Regions from separate parts of the Homo sapiens genome. Here regions 1, 2, 3 and 4 are each linked to region 5. The links are chromatin contacts, found by Hi-C or POLR2A ChIA-PET in ENCODE. All regions are on one chromosome and are shown on one strand. Each heading gives the region's core, a stretch centred on a gene start or an enhancer-like site at or near the end of the contact. The rest is flanking DNA. Distances are from core to core; before and after follow the strand shown. Region 1 holds the start of PMM1 (phosphomannomutase 1). Region 2 holds the start of TEF (TEF transcription factor, PAR bZIP family member). Region 3 holds the start of JOSD1 (Josephin domain containing 1). Region 4 holds the start of RANGAP1 (Ran GTPase activating protein 1). Region 5 holds the start of TNRC6B-DT (TNRC6B divergent transcript).

The links. Hi-C counts contacts between places; a loop is a spot of excess contacts on that map. ChIA-PET counts read pairs that join two places held with the same protein, here RNA polymerase II (POLR2A). Pooled maps may share reads with other maps.
Region 1: a pooled map shows a loop between it and region 5 (9-fold over the local background). The contact joins the promoter of PMM1 here to the promoter of TNRC6B-DT in region 5. A Hi-C loop is called at or near these places in 1 of 50 pooled maps. POLR2A ChIA-PET finds 5 or more read pairs at or near these places in 2 of 52 experiments (CD4-positive, alpha-beta T cell and endothelial cell of umbilical vein).
Region 2: a pooled map shows a loop between it and region 5 (21-fold over the local background). The contact joins the promoter of TEF here to the promoter of TNRC6B-DT in region 5. A Hi-C loop is called at or near these places in 8 of 50 pooled maps. POLR2A ChIA-PET finds 5 or more read pairs at or near these places in 2 of 52 experiments (CD4-positive, alpha-beta T cell and activated B cell).
Region 3: a pooled map shows a loop between it and region 5 (13-fold over the local background). The contact joins the promoter of JOSD1 here to the promoter of TNRC6B-DT in region 5. A Hi-C loop is called at or near these places in 9 of 50 pooled maps. POLR2A ChIA-PET finds 5 or more read pairs at or near these places in 3 of 52 experiments (CD4-positive, alpha-beta T cell, Caco-2 and PC-9).
Region 4: a map of CD14-positive monocyte shows a loop between it and region 5 (6-fold over the local background). The contact joins the promoter of RANGAP1 here to the promoter of TNRC6B-DT in region 5. A Hi-C loop is called at or near these places in 1 of 168 maps with a recorded cell type or tissue (CD14-positive monocyte), 1 of 37 single-sample maps with no recorded cell type and 8 of 50 pooled maps. POLR2A ChIA-PET finds 5 or more read pairs at or near these places in 1 of 52 experiments (CD8-positive, alpha-beta T cell).

Annotation. Positions count from the first base shown.
Region 1 is chr22:41,588,477-41,591,176 of GRCh38, reverse strand. It overlaps PMM1 (phosphomannomutase 1), which reads left to right and starts at 1,337. Exons shown (of 8, transcript NM_002676.3): 1 at 1,337-1,458. The coding sequence starts at 1,372. RefSeq lists a silencer at 989-1,138 and an enhancer at 1,533-2,212.
Region 2 is chr22:41,380,671-41,383,523 of GRCh38, reverse strand. It overlaps TEF (TEF transcription factor, PAR bZIP family member), which reads right to left and starts at 1,582. Exons shown (of 4, transcript NM_003216.4): 1 at 1,323-1,582. The coding sequence starts at 1,479. LOC105373042 (a long non-coding RNA gene) reads left to right here and starts at 1,613. Exons shown (of 3, transcript XR_938271.3): 1 at 1,613-1,784. RefSeq lists enhancers at 744-823, 1,605-1,899 and silencers at 1,034-1,733, 1,764-2,363.
Region 3 is chr22:38,699,490-38,702,311 of GRCh38, reverse strand. It overlaps JOSD1 (Josephin domain containing 1), which reads left to right and starts at 1,369. Exons shown (of 5, transcript NM_001360236.2): 1 at 1,369-1,512; 2 at 1,694-2,509. The coding sequence starts at 2,325. RefSeq lists a silencer at 903-1,862.
Region 4 is chr22:41,284,737-41,287,436 of GRCh38, reverse strand. RANGAP1 (Ran GTPase activating protein 1) reads left to right here and starts at 1,250. Exons shown (of 16, transcript NM_002883.4): 1 at 1,250-1,451. RefSeq lists enhancers at 358-407, 728-797, 828-1,047, 1,478-1,547.
Region 5 is chr22:40,043,193-40,045,914 of GRCh38, reverse strand. TNRC6B-DT (TNRC6B divergent transcript) reads left to right here and starts at 1,385. Exons shown (of 1, transcript NR_163486.1): 1 at 1,385-2,722. It overlaps FAM83F (family with sequence similarity 83 member F), which reads right to left. Exons shown (of 5, transcript NM_138435.4): 5 at 2,381-2,722. It also overlaps a transcript of TNRC6B not described here. RefSeq lists silencers at 332-401, 412-631 and enhancers at 932-1,051, 1,362-1,661, 1,743-2,390.

The DNA.
Region 1 (2,700 bases), core at 88-2,587, 1.5 Mb before region 5:
CTCCGTCTCAGAAAAAAAAAAAAAATTAGCCGGGCGTGGTGGCGCACTTCTGTAGTTTCAGCTACTCAGGAGGCTGAGGCAGGAGAATCACTTGAACCTGGGAGGCGGAGGTTGCAGTGAGCCGAGATCATGCCACTGCACTCCAACCTGAGTAACAGAGTGAGACCCAGTCTCAAAAAATAAATAAATAAATAAATAAATCGCCCTGTGTCAAAAATAAAATAAAATAAACATAAAAGTAAGTAAAAATACAAAAATTAGGTGGGCATGGTGGCACACGCCTGCAGTCCCAGCTACTCGGGAGGCTGAGGCATGAGAACCGCTTGAACCTGGGAGGTGGAGGTTGCAGTGGGCAGAGATCCCGCCACTGCACTCCAGCCTGGGCAGAGCGAGACTCTGTCTCAAAAAAAAAAAAAAAAAAGAAGAATCTGGGAAGGTCTCCAAGCAGGTAGACCCTGAGAGCTGGGTCTTATGTGTGGACAGAAGGAATAAGGCTCGGGGAAGGCAATTTGGCAAAGTCCAAAGCCTGAACAAAGGCCTTCAGGAGATTTCTTTTCTTTTCTTTTCTTTCCTTTTTTTTTTTTTTTTTTTTTTTTGAGGCTGGAGTGCAATGGCGCGATCTCGGCTCACCGCAACCTCTGGCTTCTTTGGAATCAAGCGATTCTCCTGCCTCAGCCTCCTGAGTAGCTGAGATTACAGGCATGCGCCACCACGCCTGGCTAATTTTGTATTTTTAGTAGAGACGAGGTTTCTCCATGTTGGTCAGGCTGGTCTCGAACTCCCGACCTCCGGTGATCCGCCCGCCTCGACGTCCCAAACTGCTGGGATTACAGGCGTGAACCACCGCGCCCGGCTCAGGAGATTTCCTACAGCTCAAAATTTGTAAGGCAAAGAGATGGCCACAAACCTTGTGAGAGTGGATGGGGAGCGACCTCGGCTCTCTTAGTCCCGCCTGGCCCACTAGACACTGCACTGCATGGTAGAGGCCCCGCCCGACCCAGCCCCTTAATCGGCCTGTTGCAATCACTATCAACCCGCCAATTCTGGCCCCGCCCCTGTCTTCCGGGTTCACCCTCTCACTTCCTGCGGGTCCCAGGCTCAGGCCCCTCCTCCGCCTTGTTTGGAGCAATCCAATCGAACCTGGAGGGCTCCGCTCCGCCCTATGCCGCGCTCCCCTCCTCCACGAGCAATGAGAATCAGCTCAGGCCCCGCCCCCGCTTCCGCCCGCCTAGACCACGCCCCTTCTTCATTTGGCCAATCAGGCAGTCCACTGGCCCCCGCCCCCTAATGCCCCGCCCCGTCAGCACTTATCCCTGAGCTGCTTCTGCCGTTGCATCTTCGGGACTCCGCCCCGCGCGCGGACCTGCAGCCATGGCAGTCACCGCCCAGGCAGCCCGCAGGAAGGAGCGCGTCCTCTGCCTGTTTGACGTGGACGGGACCCTCACGCCGGCTCGCCAGGTAGGACCCTGAAGATTGGAAGCTCCCACCGGGAGTGTCACGCGGACACCCCCGAGGCTGAGTGTGGGGTCTGCAGCAGCGTGACCGTGGACACCCGGGGACCGAGTGTGGGATGCGGCGGTACCCGGCCCCCTGACATCCGGGGCCACCCACCGGGAGTGAGGGGACCTGGCCCTCACGTCACTGACCCCGCAGCGTCCTTGCCTGTGTTCTGCTTGGGAGTGCTGGGGTTGGATCCAGTACTGGAGGGAGGAGGCTGCGAGCAGGGGCCTAGCTCCCTCCCTCCCCGGAGGCTGTCACACGCCGCTAAGGCCTGGCTCACGGACGCCCCCGCCTCCTGAGCTGGGGATCCCACCCTAGTTCAGCCCTACGACACACCAGTGGTCGGAGCTGGCTTCTGAACCGGGGTTCCAGGCACACAAGCACACAGCCAAGCGTCAGTCATCATCTGGTGGGAGACAGGGCGTCTCGGAGTCTTCCCACCCCGACCTTTGCAGGCCTGGGACTGGGTCTAGTTTCTGAAGCCCCATCACCCACTTTACCTTCCACCCCCAGTCGTGGAGCAGAGAGGGCTTCTTTTCAAATTCGTTTATGAGCTCTACCCACCCGGATGTGAGAGGCTCCAGGCCTAGCCTGTTTGCTGTGAGGACACTGAGGAATAGTGAGGGTAAGAGTCTAGTTTTCTTCTAAAGACTCTCGCTGTGTTGAGCCTCTTACCTCTGCTCAGTTTTTCTCCCATTGGGTCTCATTGTGAGTGAGTCCCCAAAAGCCCCCTCACCAGCTGGATGCATCAGTAAGCAGGCTTCATTCATGCCCTCCCTGTGGGTAACCCACCCTCCAGTCTGGGGGCCTCAAGGACCAACCAACAGGTCTCCTAGCGTGGGGGAGCAGTGGGATGGGCTTTACTGGGCAGTGGCTGATGGGAACCCAGGTCTTAGCCTCCTCTCTTAGGTCCCGAATGCCCCTCCCCATCCTCTGTGGTGAAGTTGCCCTGGCTTGGGCCCTGGAGGCCTTCCTGCAGGGGTGGATCCGGGAGGAAGATAGCAGGACTGGAGCAAAGGTGGGCCATTTGCTTGTGGGTCACGCCTGTAATCCCAGCACTTTGGGAGGCCATGGTGGGCAGATCACCTGAGGTCAGGAATTCTAGATCAGTCTGGCTAACATGGTGAAACCCCGTCTCTACTAAAAATACAAAAATTAGGCTGGGTTCAGTGGCTCACGCCTGTAATCCCAGCACTTTGG
Region 2 (2,853 bases), core at 333-2,832, 1.3 Mb before region 5:
CTCTAGGACTGTTAATGAAATAAGATGATGTCAGCGTGCTTTGCGAGCACTCTACGAATATCGGGTAGAATTCTTGTTATGGATGGTTATTACCTGGTAATTTCAAACAAGAAACTGTCAGATGTGTACACCTGTCCCTGCAGCTTGTCTCAGCCCCAGATTTGGAACAAAGCACCGTCTCAAAAACAAACAAAAGGGTTTGTGCACATGAGGTCCCAAAGCAGGAGGAGAGAGGCTGGCCTCACCTGATGTGCTGAAGCTATTTATAACTCAACAGTGACAGCCACAGGGATGGGAGCCTCAGCATACACCCAGGAAAGGAAGAGAAATGGCATTTTAAAAAGGAAAATCCATTCCCCAGGCCAGACAACTCTCGAAGGCCTATCCCTTTCCCAAACCCTGAATAACTGATGGCTCTTGGAAATGCAAAGGTCTCACACTCAAAGTATACCTCAGTGCACCCACAACCCCACCACAGGCGGCCCTCCTGCTGCTCCCTGCACCCCATCTCCCAGGGCGAAAAACAAGGCCAGACCTGCTTTCCGTATACGCCCCAGTGACGTTCCTGGCCTAGGCAAAAAGATGAAGCTCAGTCCTGCCGCCGTGGCCCCAGAATCTAAGGGTCAGCCCCAACCAACCAGGCGAAGGGCCTCAGTGGACTCATCTGACCCTCATCGTTTCTCTGCTTGGCCCAAAACTCCCCTCCCAAGGCGCCTCACACTACTCGCCCACACCCCCCCCACCCGCTCAGCAGAAGCCCCGCAACAGAAAGGCTCCCGTTGGACCTAGTAGCTGGCGCTACTCACACCCAGGGAGGAAGCCAGGTCCCTCCGGGAGGGGTAAGGCCACGTACGATGACAGTTCGCTACCCTAGGCCTGCGCTTCCTAAACTTTGGTGTACTTGGAAAATAATGGGGGTGCGGTGGGGTGCTCCTTAAAATGCAAGACCCCTGTCCCAGTGACCGCAGATTGGGTGGGGCGCAGGAACCAGCAATTTAAACAGGCATCCCGAGTGACTCCGATGCAGGTGGCCCCGGGGGAGGGGCCCTGGAGCGTCATTTAAGTGACTGCTCCCGATCCCCTTCCGCCTCCTCAAAACCTCTCCCCACCCTCTCCCGCCAGACCCACCGTCTCAGCCCGCCCCTGACCCTCTGTCCTCAGCCCCCCGGCCTCGTCCTCCAGGCTCCTGGTCATCCAGGCCCCATCCCCCTCCGCTGGACCACTGCTCCCTGACCCACTGCCTCCCCGGCCCCGCCCTCACGAGGCCCCGCCCCTGTATAAGCCCCGCCCCCAGCCCGCGCGGACCACCCCCCCGCCCTCACCGAGGCGCGCCTCGCGCGGGGGGTTCTCCATCAGCTTCTTCAGGACCAGGGGGAAGGACCCCGACAGGCCCCTTTCCCCAGCTGCGCGCCCCGGCCCCGGACCGGGTCCTGCCTGCGGGTCCACAGGCGGCTTCTTTCCGCCGCCCGCGTCGGACATCGTGCCCCGGACTCGGCTCGCGCACCTCGCCTCCCCCGCCCGCCCCCCGAGATGGGCCGGAGCCGTGCGACCCGCTGCAGCTGCCGACACGGGCAGCTACTGCGCAGGCGCCCAATGGCGCCCCCGCCTCCTTCCATCGCTACCCCGCCTGCGGACCGGCTCTGGCACATTAATTATTCATGAGGCCAGGCCAGCTTCCCCGGATCGTTGCTCTGGATTGGTCCAGCCTGCGAGAGGGGCAGGCGCAGATCCTCGGGCCGTGATTGGTCGGGCAGCCGGGATAAGATAGACACGTGCGGGGCCAGGTGAGGACCCTCGCGGAGGCCCCGCCCCGCCGCCCCTGTGTCCCCTGATTGGCGCCTGCTGGAGTCTTTGTGGTGGGCCTTCCTCGGCGCGGTCCCTTCCCTCCTACCAGTGTTCCCCCTTCACCGCCCTCTTCATAACCCCCGCCCTCCCCAACCACCGCAGCCTCTCCCTCTTGTCCCCGACTTGCAACCTTCCCGACGCGCCACCGAAGAGGGGCGGAGCTCGGAGCGGCCAGGCCGGCCAAAGCGACCTATCCGAGCTCCTGCTCGCGCGGCGTGTCCACCCCCCGCGGGTCACGTGGAGCCGCAGCCGAGTCTGGTCGCGGGGGGAGGGGGCAGAGGAGGAAGGCGCGGGAACAGCCAATGGAGGGCGGGGGCGGGGCCCGGGGCGGTGCACGAGGCGCCGCACGTGCGGGGCTGTGGCGGGGCGGGAGGGGAAGGGAGGGACGGGTCTTTTTGTTCTGGGGACTCTGCCCAGGGTCGCGGGGCAGGGACGCTGAGCTTAGCCCGCACTTCTGCTCCCACGCGACCCAGAGGTCGCCTGAGGGCAGGGCCGGGGACCGCGACCTGCCAAGTCGTAGGGATGGCCTGAGCAGGCTTGGCCGCCCTAGAGCGGGGTGTCGGGTTGCCCACGCATCCAGATCAACACTAGCGTGGAGGGAGCATTCCTGAAGCTCTGACCTGAGCCAGGGCCCGAGTACATGTTTCCGCCCTCCCACTTACTAGCTTATGACCTTGGGAAAGTCCGGTTGCTTCACTGGAGCTTGTTTCCTCGGCCATAAAATTAAGAGGTTGGGCTAGAGAATCTCCACAGTCCCAAACAGATGTGAAATTCTTTTCCTTTCTAGAACTCTCCCTTCTTTTACCTAGAAAACAAAAACCTCCTTGACACCAGGTACCGATGCCACGTTTTGTGGGAGAACCACCTCCTCTCTTAAAATATAAAGCCTCCCCGGGAGTTCCGCAGAAATCCGTAAAAATGTAATATGTGGCGCGGTACACAAATGGAAAGCTGCTCCTAAACAGCGCTCAGAACTTTGTACCTCTTTATAGTACAGATCAGACTCCG
Region 3 (2,822 bases), core at 120-2,619, 1.3 Mb after region 5:
GCGGGAGGCTGAGACATGAGAATCGCTTGAGTCCAGGAGGTGAAGGTTGCAGTAAGCCGAGATCGCCCCGTTGCAATTCAGCCTGGGCGACAAAAGTTAAACTCCATCTTAAAAAAAAAAAAAAAAAAAAAGGCCGGGCACGGTGGCTCACTTCTGTAATCCCAACACCTTGGGAGGCCAAGGCGGGTGGATCACCTGAGGTCGGGAGTTCGAGACCAGCCTGACCAACATGAAGAAACCCCTCTACTAAACACACAAAATTAGCCGGGCGTGGTGGCGCATGCCTGCAATCCCAGCTACTCGGGAGGCTGAGGCAGGAGAATTGCTTGAACCCGGGAGGCGGACGTTGCGGTGAGCGGAGATCATGCCATTGCACTCCAGTCTGGGCAACAAGAGCGAAACTCCGTCTCCAAAAAACAAAACAAAACAACTAAATTTGAAGTGCAACAGTTTCTTCTCGTTTTTCCAGTTTTACAGAAAACCCAAAAGAAGGGCAGCTAAGGTGGATAATGATGCCTACCACGCACCCTAAGAGTAGGTAAAGGGGAAAAAATGAAATCCACGTGGGACTGCGAGTAGTTTTCGCCTTTTCCCGAAGACGCACACAATGCGCTTAGGTATACCTCGCGCAGAGGTCTCTGCAGAGAGGAAAGCCACCGTGAGAAGAGCGGGGAGCCCCCAGGCAAGAAGGCAGTGGCTTGTGTGTAGTGAACCGAAATGCGACACCAAGGAACTGCAACAGGATTCTCCTTTCCACTTGAAATGTGACTCCCAGCGAGACACCTACCCTTGACGCTCCCTGGACAGTGCGGCACGGTCGGGCCCACTAACCAAGGCAATTTGCGCCCGACCGAATCAGGTGCTTCAAAATCCCCCCTGGTGAGCCGCGCGTTAACCACACATAAAACAGTCAACGCAGAAGGAGCGAGAACGTTCGGCCGAAAAGCCCGGCACAGAGAAGGGAGGGGTGCTGAAAGCCGCGGACTGCAGCCGCTGGCCTGGCTGCCGCCCCGAAACAACGCCCACGCCCGGGAGAAGGGCAGGCTGGCGTCCAGGTAGGACTCCCTCAGGCCGCCCCGCCAGGGGCCGCGCCGAGCGGAGCGGCTGGACCCCAACCCTGCCGGCCGCCGCCGAGGTGCGCAGCCCGCAGCCCCACACCCACGGCCTTTGCAACACCCCAACCGTTGAACTGCGCCCCTACACGCCCGGCGTCTGCGGCTCCCAGGCCGGTGCCGATGACGTCAGACTTACGTCAGGCGTGACGCCACGGCTGGGAGGAGTGAGGACGGCGCGGGAGGGCGTTTCCGGAGCACGCGCCGGGCGGGGGCCGCTGACGTCGGGCTCAGGTGCGCGCGCCCGCCCGCACGGCCCAGTTGGCGGCGCGCACTCCAGGTGGCGGCCGGCTGCGGTGAGGGGACCGCCAGCGGCGAGCAGTCCCGGCGGCCCTGGGGTCTGCGGCCGGGGGCGCGGCGGGAGGGCGTCTGGGCCTGCGCTCACGTGACGGGCGGGGAGGTTTGTGTAGGGGCTGCGAGCCGGGTGGGCGCGGGCCCGGGAGCGCGAGGCTGACTGTCCGGCCCCACCCCTCGCGGGCCAGCCCTTCGCCGCGCGGAACCTTCCCTCGGGCAGGGGCCGGCCCCGCCGCTCACTTCCCGCGCCCGCTCGCCGCTGACCGGAGTTGTCTCCTCCTCCGCAGGGCCGCGGCCAGAGGGCTAGAATCCGCGCCTTCCGAGGGAGCCGCGCCCTGCGGGCCCCACCGTACCCGAGGGGATGGAGGGCTGCCCCCGAGGCCCCCGCGCGGCTCGCGGTCCCACGCCTGCCGGCCCGCGCTAGCTACTCGACTCGTGCGCTAAATTTATCCGTCACCCAGGCCTTGTCTCCCGAGTCATTGGCGTCGTGGTTCAAAAGAAATGGAAGAAAAGGAGCGATGTGACCGATTGTGTTCGGTCCTCCTGCTTTGAGGCCTGGCATTTGCAGAGGGAAACAGCAAGAAAATCGTGGGGATTTTGGAGGGGGGTGGGAGGGAAGGGTGGGGAAACGGAAACAAGGTCTTACATTTTATGTGTTTTTTTAAATTCTGCACTTTGACAGTGGTAGCAAAATAAAAGTAATCCAAAAGTTATTTTTCTATTGAGAAGAGAGAAGAGGTGGGTTTTATTTTTTTCCTTTTGATTCCAATCTTTTCTCCCAGTGACAAAGCATAAATCATGGACACCAGAGAATAAGGTGGACCTCAGGAATCCGGAAAAGACTGAGAAGCTTACATTCTTCCTCTAGAGGGAAGAGTGGGGTGTTTATAGCCATCTCTGGAACCTAAAACAAAAAACATGAGTTGTGTGCCATGGAAAGGAGACAAGGCCAAATCTGAATCATTGGAGCTGCCCCAGGCAGCACCCCCACAAATCTACCATGAGAAACAGCGCAGGGAGCTTTGTGCCCTCCACGCCCTCAATAACGTCTTCCAGGACAGCAATGCCTTCACCCGGGATACGCTGCAAGAGATTTTCCAGAGGTAGGGGACCCTTCTCCTTGGCATCTTGATACTGATATTTCTGGATTTCTGTGGGTGGGGCAGTGTCTCAGCTTCATAAACCTTCAAAGCTGTAGGTATTAGCTAGATTGCGTTAGCAGGTATAAGGGACACAAGACATGAAAAGATAATCACTACCATTTATCAGGCACTTACGGTGGGCTAGGAAAGTACTCATAGCCTCAGCTGTGTTTTCTTGAGTGATCTTCAACAGTCCCGTGGAATACGTGTTAATATGTGATGTTATTTCCATTTTACTGATGAAGACACATTTAGTTCAGTACCTCGCCCAAGA
Region 4 (2,700 bases), core at 1-2,500, 1.2 Mb before region 5:
TTTGGGAGGCCAAGATGGGCAACAAGAGTGAAACTCCATCTCAAAAAAAAAAAACAAAAAAAAAACGCTGTTTGTGTTTTTATGCTTAAATTCACACCTACAGAAAAGTTGCAAAAATGTTCAAAGAACTCCCATATTCTTCAACCAGATTAACTGATTAACATTTTGCCACATTTGTGTCTCTGCTTTCTCTATGTATATGTATAGGTATATTTCTTTTAACCATAAAGGTTGCAGACATCATGTCCTTTTTGTCCCTAATTATTTCAGCATTTTTTTCCAAGAACAAGGGCAGTCTCTTACATAACCCTGTACCATAATCAAAATTAATAAATTTAACATTGATACAATACTATTATCTAATATAGTCAAGTTTTGCTGTTTCAGTATTGTCCTTTATAGCAATCCCCACCCAGGATCCGATCCAGGACCATGTCTTGCATTCAGTTGTCTTTTTCGTTTCCTGTAATCGGCAACAGTTCCTCAGTTTTTCTTTGTCTTACATAATACAGACATTTCCGGAAGGGTACAGATCAGTTATTCTGTACCATGTCCCTCAGCTTGGGTTTCTCATGATTAGACTAAGGTCATGCATTATAGACCGGACGGTGACGCCGTGTTTTTCTCAGTGCATCACACAGAAAGCGTGCGATGAATGTCAGCTTGTCCTGCTGTTGATGTTAACGTGGCCGTTCAAGTGGTGTCTGCGGAGCTTCTCTACGATAGTTACTATTTCCCCTTTTTAATTATCAGGTAATTTGTGCATATTTATGTGGAAGCCTTCGAATGCCCTTTCAGTTTCATGGGACGGAAAAGAGTCTTTTCTTTCGGGAAATGGATACCTGTGTCTTGCCCAAGAGACCCAGCAGCCAGCAGTACCTGTTATCAACAAAGTTACGCGAACAAAACCTTTCCGGAAGAGCTGAGGGACCTGGGTGCAACGCATTCTGGGAATTGTAGTCTCTGGGCGCTCCCGGCTGAACACCTCCCTGCGGTCTCTGCGAGAAAGAGCCAGAAGCCACCAGGGGAGGGCGAAGAGGAGGGCGGTGGAGGACGCTCTGCGCGCGGTGCGCCATGGGACGGGTAGTTCGCGGTGCGCGCCCCATCGCGCTCCCAGATGGGGAACCGGACTACTCTACCCGAGAGGCCGCGCGAGCGGGGCGAGGGCAAGCCGGCCGGGGCCTCGAACAAATCAAATCGAAGCAAAGAAACTGCCGGCTTTCAAAATCCTCCTCCTCCGCCATCATCCGCCGCGGTGCGGAGAGCAGGTGGTGCTGGAAGCGCGTGAGGCCGGGAGCTCGAGAGAGCTAACAGACTAGCCGGCTGGACATCTGGACCGCTGGATCCGGAGGTGGCGACCCCGGCCTGACCCGGACCCTAAATCCGTCCCCGCCCCAGAGGGCGGAGGCGCGCGCTCGATTCCCCCCACGCGGCGGCGCCGCCTGTTTACGGTAGAGTCAGGGTCCCTTTCCTTTCCCCGTCACCTGCCTGGAACAGGGGTGCGGGGCGAGGAGGGCGTGGCGCCCGTGTGCGCCTTCTGCCTGCCCCCTCGGCCTTCTTCACTTAGCCTTCGACGGCCGAGCGCCCCAGGGGTGGCGGTGGGAGTGGGGTTGTTGAGCGGCGCTGGCTCCTTTCACAAATGGGGAAACTGAGGCTTAAAGGGCGTCTGACTCGCCAGAGCAGCTCAGCCTGCAGCTGCTAGCAGTGGCGTCTCATATTAGCATTGTTGTCAACCGGAGGCGGTGCGAGTCCGCCGGGGATTCCAGATGGGGCTCCTGCGCCGCCCGCCTATCATTTGCGGCCTGTATTCGCGCGTCGCTCCCGCAGAGCCACCTCCCAGCAGGCCCACGCCCGCGGGGGCCCCGGGCTGGCGCCGCTGTCCCTGGAATCGATGTGAGTCACTGCTGACGCTTTGCAGGAGCATGCATCTCACCTCAGAAAGTCTCTGACGTTGCTGCGGAGCGGGGAGAGGATGTTTCTCTATTAGCCCTTTGCTTTTGCTCTGGCGCTGATCCTTTGCTGACCTTGGACAAATCAATTTACGTTTCTGTGCTCCAGTTTCTTGGTTTATAAAGTGAGTGTGGAGGGGTGCATCTCTGTCTCGCTCTCTCTTGGACTGAGGAATGGGCCCCCGTTCAGCTGAGAAGTTCTGTCCCTATTCTATCTGGAGGCTTCACCACCACCTTTTACCCTCAAATTGTCCCATCTCAGAACTGCAAGAGATGCTGGGGTTTCAGGTTAATTTTTTTGTTGGTTTTTCTTTAAATTTTTTTATCTTTTTAGAGACGGTCTCCTTCTGTCACCCAGGCTGGAGTGTAGTGGAACGATCACCGCTGAACTGCAGCGTCGGCTTCCTGGGCTCAAGCGATCCTCCCACCTCAACCTCCCAAGTCATGGGGACTACAGATGCCATCACACCTGGCTAATTTTTAAATTTTTCTGTGGAGACAGGGTCTCATTCTGTTGCCCAGGCTTGTCTCGAACCCTGGTCTAAAGTGATCTTCCCGCCTAGCCTCCCAAAATGTTGGAATTACAGGTGTGAGTTATTGCACTGGGCTGGTTTCTGGTTAATTTATTTTTTGAAACAGGGTCTCCAGAAGTACAGCAGCAAGATCTCAGCTCACTGTAGCCTCCACCTACGGGGCTCAAGTGATCCTCCCACCTTACATCCCAGGTAGCTGGGACTGCAGGCACCTGCCA
Region 5 (2,722 bases), core at 136-2,635:
AACAGCCAAAACACATGAGAAAGCACGAACTTAAAGTCCCAGGCTGGTAACCTGAATTCCAAAGAATTCAGAATAAGCTGGTCCTTAAGGCGCTTGACTAGAGGTGACCGTTACTGGACGTCTTTAACCACTACAGCGTGTCTCGCTGGATCGGATGTCCAGCCTCTACAGCCGAATAAACCGGTAGTCTGGAACTGAAGGGCACCGGACCACGGGAAGGTGTAAAAACACTCTCCGTGCCCCTCGTTTCCTTGTCCAGAGTCTGAGCCGCCTCCCCAAGTGGCCGCACACGCAGGGCCCTGGCGAGGGGTGTGGAACGCATTCACCTTGTCACGCAGGTCCTGCACACAGGCCGGGACGCTGCGCAGGGACCCGAGGATCCGAGGCCTGACGCCTCCCTCTGCCACCGCCAGCCAGGGGCGGACGCGCCTCCGCGGGCCGGGAAGGTGTCCCCGCGCCGAGGCCCCCCGGAGACGGGAAGCGAACTCGACGGCCGGGCCAGCCCACCCGGAAGCCCTCCCCCAGCTCACACCTGCTGGCGCGTGACGCCCGGAGCCGCGCGCGCGCCCGCCAGTGCCTGCCCGGCCGTTCGGGGCGCCCCGGCCCGCGCGCCGGACGTCGCCCCGAGTCCCTCCCCGCCCCTCGACTCAAATCTCGGCGGCGCCCGCTCCCGCGGAGCGCGCGCTCAGCGCCGCCGGCCGCACCAGCCCCGCGCGCGCTCACGCCCCCTCCCCGGCCCGCTCCCCGCCCCACGCGCGCTCCCTCGCGAGGACACGCACACGCCGCGCCTCCGCTCACCGCCCCGGGCCGCGCCGCGCGCCCCCGGGGGCGCCCTCGCCGACCCCCGGCCGCCCCGCTCCGTCCCGGCGGGGCGCGGGGGAGGGGAAGGACGGCGCGGCCGCCGCACCTCACTCACCGCCGAGCCGTGCCGGCTCCGAGTGCGCGGCGTTTCGCTGTGAGGCGAGGCGCGCAGTCTCCGCTTCTCCGCAGACTATGGAGGCGACGTCGTAGGGGGGACTGAGGGGCGCAGGGGTCACTCCCTCCCGTTTCGCCTTGCAGCAGCACGGGGACCCCAAAAACTAAAAACAAAATAAACAAACTTTCCCCTCCGCATCCCTCCCCCAAAACCACAACACAAACACTCGGGGGCCCGCCCAGAGCCCCACTCCATTGGCCGCAGGGAGGATGCTTCCGGCTCTCACTGGCTGGCTTTTGTGCCCGTCAAGCTGTCGTTCCGCCCCTCCAATTCCTCGTTGCTGCCTTCGCCCCTCATTGGTTAAGTGCTTCCCGTTTAACGAGCTAGGATTGGCTGAGCTGCCTGAGCCAATCATGTGGGGACACACCCCCTCAGCATCCCAGAGGCCGCTTCCTCGGTCGAGGACCCAGAGAGACTCAGGGGAAATTAGAGCATGATGGCGGCCGAGGTCGCTTGGCGCAACCATCGTCTTTTTTCTTTATTTTTAGCTCATTAGTGCCTTGCCTCGGCGCTGTTTCCCTAAGCTCCTCTCTCCAACCAGTACTGCCCTATAACGGAATCCATACGTGCCGGCTCCTTGATTTATCCCCTCCGAAGTGCTGAGTGTGGGCTGGTTGTGCGTCATTGGACTGTCAGGATGTCACTCCCCAGTCAAATCTTCAAGCTATTGGTGGAACAGCAAGAAAGCCCGTCCATCAACAAGGGCTAATACCATTGGTTTGACTCCACTGTGTTATTTCCTGGCACCTTATTGGGCAAATAGGTGCGTCAGATCCGGATTCGCTCTGCTACGGTTAATTGTTTACTGGGGATTTGGGGTCAACTCTGGTTGTTTGGCCAGTAGTTGACGATAATAGTGACTCCCTTGCCTATTTTGTGCCAAGTATTGGGCTGCTTTCTTCACAAACATTATCTGGTTAAACCTGGGAGTAATGCAGTATCCAGTTTTTATAGATGGGAAATTAAGGCTGGCGAGAGCTTAGAAAACTTGCCCAAGGTCATCCAGATACAGAGTCGTTGGTGGGCCTGGCATCTGGTCCTGGGTCAAACTGCAGAGACTTCACTCTTTTTATTATGCTTTAGTGCCTCCACCTTAGACGATGTACTTGTCAGCCAACCTAGCATCTTAAAAACGTTTCATTTGGAACTCAAAGTCTTCAGTCAGTTTCTAGAAGTGACTTTGTTGGGGACTTACTATGGAAAGGTTGTCATTGCCTCCACCACATCTTCCTCCCCAGGACCCATTCCTCTCCCCTTTAAGGTAGACATTTCTGCCTCCTTTTATGCGAAGCCTAGGCACCACTCGCAACCCCTGACCAACCATCTACAACTCATTCTTTGGAGAGAGTCCTCAAGAGCTGGAAAACTAGGAGAAATCAAGTCTAAAGAGAGAGACAGAATAAATCGTCTTAGAAATGAATAATTTATTGCATGCAAAGAGAACAGCCCTTCAGCTCCTGGAAATCTTCCAGGATAGTTGATGCTGAGCAAGACGTGTGCTCCTGGCTGGTGGCCACTGGGTTCTTTCCCTATAGCAGCATTCATCGAAGTGAATCCAACATTTCAGCCAGAGGAGGGCAGGACGCTTAGGACCCATTGCCAGTGAGCTTTTGCGACCGAAATGATCTCCAGGAGCACAACGCTGGACTCTAGCCCACATTCCATCTTGGGTAATTAACATTTTACCGTCCCAAATCCCCATCCCCTGTAGCTTCAGTGGGATCACCGCCCTTGTTTCACTTCCTG